Linked DNA regions of Homo sapiens: regions 1 and 2 are each linked to region 3. Evidence: chromatin loops called from intact Hi-C (ENCODE). Cell type or tissue: endothelial cell of umbilical vein. All regions are shown on one strand.

The links. Peaks named below come from ENCODE experiments on the same cell type or tissue, not always from the same donor. Only the 100,000 strongest peaks of a DNase experiment are listed, where the experiment ranks them.
Region 1: a loop joins it to region 3, with 9 times the contacts of the local background. A loop is called at or near these places in 25 of 110 quality-filtered maps.
Region 2: it touches region 3 in a loop (5-fold over the local background); 4 of 110 quality-filtered maps call a loop at or near these places.

The regions. Positions count from the first base shown.
Region 1 is chr1:67,765,301-67,767,800 of GRCh38, forward strand. All of the region lies in intron 2 of GNG12 (G protein subunit gamma 12), which reads right to left. All of the region lies in intron 1 of LOC105378781 (a long non-coding RNA gene), which reads left to right. Among named protein-coding and RNA genes, the nearest start is that of GNG12-AS1, 66 kb to the right of the region's middle. In endothelial cell of umbilical vein, a CTCF peak has its summit at 996 (motif pointing right); a DNase peak (open chromatin) is centred at 1,051; H3K27ac peaks cover 1,277 bases.
Region 2 is chr1:68,172,828-68,175,327 of GRCh38, forward strand. All of the region lies in intron 2 of WLS (Wnt ligand secretion mediator), which reads right to left. The region is part of intron 9 of GNG12-AS1 (GNG12, DIRAS3 and WLS antisense RNA 1); the gene reads left to right. Among named protein-coding and RNA genes, the nearest start is that of MIR1262, 9.5 kb to the right of the region's middle. In endothelial cell of umbilical vein, no CTCF peak of the experiment used is centred here; DNase peaks (open chromatin) are centred at 814, 1,454 and 2,074; H3K27ac peaks cover 2,500 bases.
Region 3 is chr1:68,341,506-68,344,005 of GRCh38, forward strand. No RefSeq gene overlaps it. Among named protein-coding and RNA genes, the nearest start is that of RPE65, 110 kb to the right of the region's middle. In endothelial cell of umbilical vein, a CTCF peak has its summit at 1,428 (motif pointing left); a DNase peak (open chromatin) is centred at 1,436.

The DNA of each region.
Region 1 (2,500 bases), 580 kb before region 3:
AGCAGAGAAAGAAAAAAAACATTAAAATTATTACTAATATAAACACTATGATTGTATATTGCACTTGAGGGATGAAGATCTAGAACAATGAAGATGATAAACATATTTACCTACAGACAAAAGATGGTAGATAAGATTTTTATTATAAAGGCTTTGTTTATAAAGGGAACACATTAGAAGCTAAGTAATTGGGTCAGATTTGGTAATTAAAAGCAGCTGAATAATCAACAAACGCTTAACAAAGGTGTTAGAACAAGATCATATTTTAACAGAAGATGAAATACATAGAAAGGTTTGTATATTTCAACCCTTATTCTTCTGCCTGTTTTGCATTTTTCTTTTAAAAATACACAAAAAGTATAGGAAGCAGTAGTGAAATAACTACTACCTAGTCAACCTGTGACTGAATCTGGCAGTTGTTAGTAGCAGGTGTAAATGAAACGATGCGAATAAACTAGCAGGACTAAATCAAAAAGATTTCAATGTGGGTGACATAGCTAAAGTCTATAATTTAGGATCTCTAATACATATCCAGTTTGTGGTTGAAAATTCCTGCTTTCTAGTGGGCTTTACGTCTGCCACAACCCCAAGGAGTGAAAGGAAACTCAAGACTAACAATGATTTGTTGTAACTAGACGTAGTGGTGAAAATCTGGCCAAAAAAAAGTCCACTATAAATGTAACAGCTGTGAGCCTTAAGCCTGGTGGCATTTAAACCATTTTATTCTTTATAGCTATAAGAGTATTCAACCCTAAGTTTACAATAATATCTCAAGGCAAAAACTCAAACAAAACAAGGCACACACGCACACACACACACACACACACACACACACACACACACACACACCCCTAAACAATGCCCTCATAGACAAGCCCCTTTCAAAGTCCCACCTAATTACAGGCTGACAATCTTTCCAAATTATCAATCAGAACAATAAAAATGCCCTTGAGGGCTCATTTTAAACAATTCTCTGGTCCTCCTCTAGGGGGCGAAGTTGGCTCGCATTTCACCGAAAGGGGAAATTATTTTCAAACCCTGATTTTCGCACAGTGCTAGAAAGATATTCACATACAAAGGGGTCTTTCCGCGCTCCTGCTTCTTCTCAATACATTTCACTTCGGCTGATGAGCAAAGCAGCCCAGCCCTTCGGCACAGTAAGAGGGAGGGAATGTGATTACGGCGGAGCATAAGCAGGGCTTAATCAGCACAACCCTGAAGGCCGGCCAGCTCATTCTCCTCAAACTTGAGATCACAGCTATGGTTTTGCCAAAGATGATACACTTTCAAGAATATATGTTGGTGTTTTTTTTTTTTTTTTCCAGGAGAATTTTCCACTGGGGAAATTCTGAAGCCAGGTGAAGCCTCACACGGGGCTCCCTCCCACCCGGTCTCCTCTGTAGGGCCTCCCTCTGAGAAACCACAAAGCAAGCTGCTGGAGGTCTGAGTGCCTGCCCTCCCTTCCTGCACAAACGGGGCCCTTTCTACCCTGAGGATGGCATCTGGTGGTCAGGAAGATGCCTGGACAGCAGTTCCTCGCTGGGCCTCGCTTCCCCCTCACGGAAAGGGTTAGGTGTCCTCTTAGGGAATGCAGGTCTAGCTACAGAAGGGGCATACACAGGCAATGCCTATTCCCAAGGGAGAATCAAATGTGAGTTTTAGCACCCTAGCAACCATACAAGGCAGAAGGCTCAGAGTGTGTGTGTCCCTGACCCATGGATAGATCGTTTTTGTGGGTTCTAAGCCTTATACAATTTTGGGGGTCCTCTTTAGAAAAATCATACAAAATTAGGAATATCACATTAGCTACAGGGCATTGGAATGGGATGTTGCCAGTGAAAGATCCTGAACCTTAGGGCTCTTTAACTGCTGGGCCATGCAGTTATCTTGTCCAGCCTGCCACCACTGGACTCTCCCCTGCAGTAAAACCCCATGTCACGTGTGCTGGCTCTGGGTCTCTTCTTGGCCTCTTGAACATGGTGCCATCTCTAATGAGACTGACAGGGGTTCAGCACGACAGGGCCTGAGCTCCTCCCGCTTAGGACTGTCCATTGCCTGGAGACAGATACCGAGGTGGAGCTATTGAAAGAAACACTTGCGCTGCCCTGTGAAAGGGAACAAACTCCTCTGCCACGGGTCAGCTCTCCACACCTACCTGACCAAGTCTCAGTAACCAGTTTGGGTCATCTCACTAGTTCAGACTCTGCCTCCTCCTCCTTTTCCACCCATGGGAAGGTTATGCAACCCTCCTTCCAGACCTCCTTGGGCTGCACAAAGGTGCCAACTATACTAGTCTTTACTGAAAGACAGCAAAATAAAGTGACCTCAATTGAGAGCATTTATCTAAACATAGTTTGTTTGCATATTTTCAGTCCTTGTAAAAATAATACACAATTTTCTCCTTATCTGATGGCAATATCACTTACCTAAATCTTAACAATAAAATGAGGCAAGGCCTAAAAAAATAGAAAGTTAAGTTTAGTTGATGTAGCTTGTTTTC
Region 2 (2,500 bases), 170 kb before region 3:
ATTCAATATGGCAGGGAATGTGAGAGGGACTGGAGGGAACAGGGAAGGCTAGAGAACAGGAAGGGTCTAATGACAAAGGGAAGAAGCTTGCCCTGAGTGCTGCAGCATTTTGCTTAGAGGATGTTAAAGCAAAGGAGGAGATTCTGGCAGCTGTGCGGAAGACGGACTGGGATGGGGGGCCAGGTAGACAAAGAGACATCCTAAGGAAACTGAGGCCCACTGCTAACACAGTTCTCAGTGTGCTTAAGACGATTTAACCTTGTGGAAAATACTGCCAGGAGGATATTTTCTAAGGAATTTGTTTACCAAAGAATCTGAACCCAATGATGAACCAATCTTTCGCTAACAAAGCTAGAGAACTCAGAACCATCTAAGTTAGCAAGTGTTAAAACACTGGAAAGCAAATGTGGCAACAGCACTTTCCTATTTGACCATAATCAACATCAATGTGGAAAGAAAACAAACCTGAAAGCAAGTGAGGAAAACACACAGTGGGTTTCTTTGCTTTCTCTCCAGGACACTGTCAGTACACAGAGCATTTAGAATAGCTGATTTGATCGTTGTGAAAATCTACCTGCGTGCCCCTCTCTCTCTCTCTCTCTCTCTGAATGCAATTAGAGAAGACAGCTTCATTCACACTGTGTCTAAAAATAGATGATGGCAGAGTTCACAGACTGACAGCTGCATTGTCATACAGTAACCAGGAAAGGAAAGGGATGGCTAATTTAACTTAACAACTTCCAAAACAAACAGTGCAGAGGGAGTCCAGGATAAAGAAAAAACACACAGGTCAGTTCTTCAAAGAGCTGGCAGAGGGATGGGGTCGCTCCATGGCAGTTTATTAGTCCTCCCAAAATCCTGACGAAACCAGCTAAGTATTTTGCCCAGATCTACCCAGAGTCCTTCAGACAAGAGCTCTGGCAGATGAACCGCTACAGAGATTCAGGCAATATTAGGCAGCAGGGCCAGGACTTTCCCTGCTGACTTCTTCATACATCCCCTGGACACAAGTAAGCTAAGAAGAGTCATGACGTTTTTCTAGGCAAGATAAATAAATGAGTTTTTTCCCCCTTTGCCATATCTAAATTATACTCTGCCTAGCCTGGGGCATTTAAAAAAAAGTTATCCAGGAAATAAACATGCATCATTAAGGGGCAGAAACCAGGTGTCTAAAAGAAGCAAACCATTTCTTTCCCTCCCTTCAGTCCTAAAATGTTTTCTGTTTTCCTCCTCAGTCTGCCTTGCCCAGGGAAGGGATTACGGTTGGGCTTCAAAAGAAACAAGGGAATAATGCCTGTGGACGGGTAGCAGATTCTCTCTGCAGCTCTCCCGCAGCTCCATGTTGGCTCTCAGCGCTGCTGCCAGCCAGCTAAATGTCAGATCACGGCACCCCAACATTCCCTCACTGCATACCTCCATCGCCCTGGTGACTAAGCTGTTTCAACAGCTGTGTTATTGCTGGAGTCAGGCCAGTGTTATTCACACGAAGTATTTGTTTCATACGGCTTATGTGGGGAATTATTGCACTCAGCTTTGGGGTTCTATTTAAAGATAAGGTCCTTCCCTTGATCAATCAGCCAGGACATTCCTCGAGTTGGGCTCCAGGAGACAGTGGGACAATATTCTACTGCCACCCGGGGTTCCAGATAATGGACAGATTCATAATACTATAAAGAAGGTGGATGAAGCATATGTGTGTGTGAGAGAATGGGAAGCATAATGGAAAACCATGACCCTTGGTGGAGCTGCGGAAGAACTCTGCTGCTCCTCCCTCAATAAAAGCCACCCACAACACAAGAGTGTTAAGCTGGACTCCCTTTCTGCTCTTCTTCTCCAGCCATCACCCTCAGCCTTTCCCTTAAAATCATTGCTCTTTCCTTTCGGGTCACGCTAGCACTGTTGCGTTGGTCTCTACATGCATCACTCCACACACCTGCCCCGAATGCCATCTCCTCCCTCAGCCCTTGGCTTCTCCTATCTCATCAAATGGTTTATGACCATTGATGTTCCTATCATGTAGGAAGCAAGTTGGGCCTGTTGGCCTGGTGACCTCCTCCACTACTCCACATCCTCTTCTGAGTGTGAGTAAGATAAGGGCTGTGTTACTAACTGCTGAGTTAATCAACCCAAACTCCCTTATATGGAGGGACAACTGGGAAAAGGAAAAGGCATTACATCCATGAGCTTTATGTCCTGTAGGTGGGACTAATTTCTATTTCTAGCTCATTCTAGGCTGAATCTCCATCAAAGAGGCCTACTGGCCTGTTCTCCCTCCAAAGTTGTTCTCACCAAGAGCAATCGGGCACCATTTTCTGATGCTGAAAAGATCTCAGAAATATGTTTTCTTATAAATGAAGTATTTTTAAAAGAAATAAAACAATGATTCCTAAGAGCTCACATTTTTTACTGCCTACTATGTGTAGACATTTTCACCCATGCAGATGCCAGCCAGATGGAAACCATCACAGGCAATTTCAAAGTGAGGAAACTGAGGCCCATG
Region 3 (2,500 bases):
GCACTCTATGTGCCTCTTTCACTAACTCGATTTCTTTTCACCCTCAGAAAACATTGTGAAATAAATTTCATAGCTGCATTTTCCTAAAGAAAAATCTTAGAAAACATGATCAGGTTTGTAGGGGAGAAGAAATCTTTTCTTGCACCTCCAGAGTTTATAGCTGAGGTATCTATAATAAAAGGTTAATCAGTGAAAAGCATACGAATTTATGTAATACAAGTTTTATGTGACACAGGAACTTTCAGAAATGAAAACCCAAAGACACAAGGAAACAGATTTTTATACTAAGTTTGATGAAGAAATGGACAGTTGTGGTGAAGTATCGGACAAAGGGGGTATGATGTAATGGTAACAAACTGGGGAAACTTAACAAGGTCTGTTTGTTCAGATTATTCTCTATCTCTTCAGAGGTAGAGTAGTTCCTTTTCTCTGGACATTAGGAGGATACCCCTGGAATGAGGATCTTATCACCTGCTTTGGGGAAAGGTGAGGAGAAAATGAGAGACTTTCCTGCTTCTGCTGTTTTCTCAGATACCAAGCTGCTATACCTTGGGGTAATGTGTCCTGAACCCATCAGAATCATATAAATGGCAAGGATGGGATTTAAAGCACATCAGCCGGGTGCGGTGGTTCACGCCTGTAATCCCAGCACTTTGGGAGGCCGAGGCGGACAGATCACGAGGTCGGGAGATCGAGACCATCCTGGCCAACATGGTGAAACCCCGTCTCTACTAAAAATACAAAAATTAACTGGGCGTGGTGGCACACGCCTGTAATCCCAGCTACTCAGGAAGCTGAGGCAGGAGAATCGCTTGAACCAGGGAGTCGGGGGTTGCAGTGAGCAGAGATCACGCCACTGAACTCCAGCCTGGTGACAGAGCGACTTTGTCAAAAAAACAAAACAAAAACAAAAACAAAAACACAAAAGCACATCTGTGTTCAAAAACACCATATTCTTCCCAGGATCCTACACTGCCTGTAGCATTGGGAGACACAGTTCAGAAACCCAGCTCACACTCATTTTACAAAGCAATAAATTGAGGATCAGAGAAATTAATGTGATTGCCACATATTAAAAGCCTGTATCCCACATTTCCATTAGTATCTGATGAGGCATGAGGTGTTGTTTCTGAGGCAGCATCAGATCCTCCAGAGGGTGGCTTGGTGTTGACCTGGGTCACCTGAAGGTCTCTACTGGAGCATGGTAGATGGGCTGGAGTCAGCTGTCCCCTGGAATCGTAGTTTATTCTCTGGGCTTGAGGCAAATCAAAGAGTCTCCTTGGCACAATAGTGCTGGGGACTTGGCTGCTGCCAGGTGGAATGTTCTGTTTGTTTTGGTCCAGAATCAGCCTGAGGGCGAATCCTTCCTGGAAAAGATGAAGGTGCAGATGGGGAGTGGCCAAGCACACCATGTGGCAATCCTGCCAGCTAGTGGCCACATACGGAATGGGCCTAAACCCACCCAAGATGCGACAGGCCGGGGACTTAAATACTCAGGTTGGCTTGGAGTCAGAGGGCACAAGCTTCCTCACCTAGCTCTAGGCAGGAACGGGGCGGGGAGACCTGGAGAGATGAAATGATGTGTTCAAGGTATTGACAAAATCAGGATTAGAATCTGGTCTGTTACATCGCAACTCTTTTTAGTCATTTATTAAGAATGTTAAGGAACAATCACAAATAGGCTATCATGAGCAAAGTTATTTCTATTTCTCACAGTAATTCTCCAGTGAAGATACTTTTTTTTTTTTGAGACGGAGTCTGGCTCTGTCGCCCAGGCTGGAGTGCAGTGGCGCGATCTCGGCTCACTGCAAGCTCCGCCTCCCGGGTTCACACCATTCTCCTGCCTCAGCCACCCGAGTAGCAGGGACTACAGGCACCCGCCACCAAGCCCGGCTAAATTTTTTGTATTGTTTTAGTAGAGACGGGGTTTCACTGCGTTAGCCAGGATGGTCTCGATCTCCTGACCTCGTGATCCGCCCGCCTCGACTTCCCAAAGTGCTGGGATTACAGGCGTGAGCCGCCGTGCCCGGCCGAAGATACTTTCTTATGACTACTTTAGATTACTTTTTCCAGGTTGCATGCCTCTTTGGTAATGATATTGGGATCTACCAACAATAAGTAGGGTTCCCTCAAGCCGAAGTATCAAGTTCTCAGAATATACTGGTAGATATAAAAGATTTTAATCCCTGTCAAATGTTTTCCAAACACTATATAGACAATATATGTTTTTTGATAAATACACAATGAAATACAAGATCGTTTCGACCATAGCTAAAATTAACTTAAGTTAAAAAATTAAGGCCAGGCTCAGTGGCTCATACCTGTAATCCCAGTACTTCGGGAGGCTGAGGTGGGCGGATCACCTGAGGTCAGGAGTTCGAGACCGGCCTGGCCAACATTGTGATACCCTGTCTCTACTAAAAATACGAAAATTAGCCGGGCGTGGTGGCAGGCACCTGTAATCCCAGCTACAAGGGAGGCTGAGACAGAAGAATCGCTT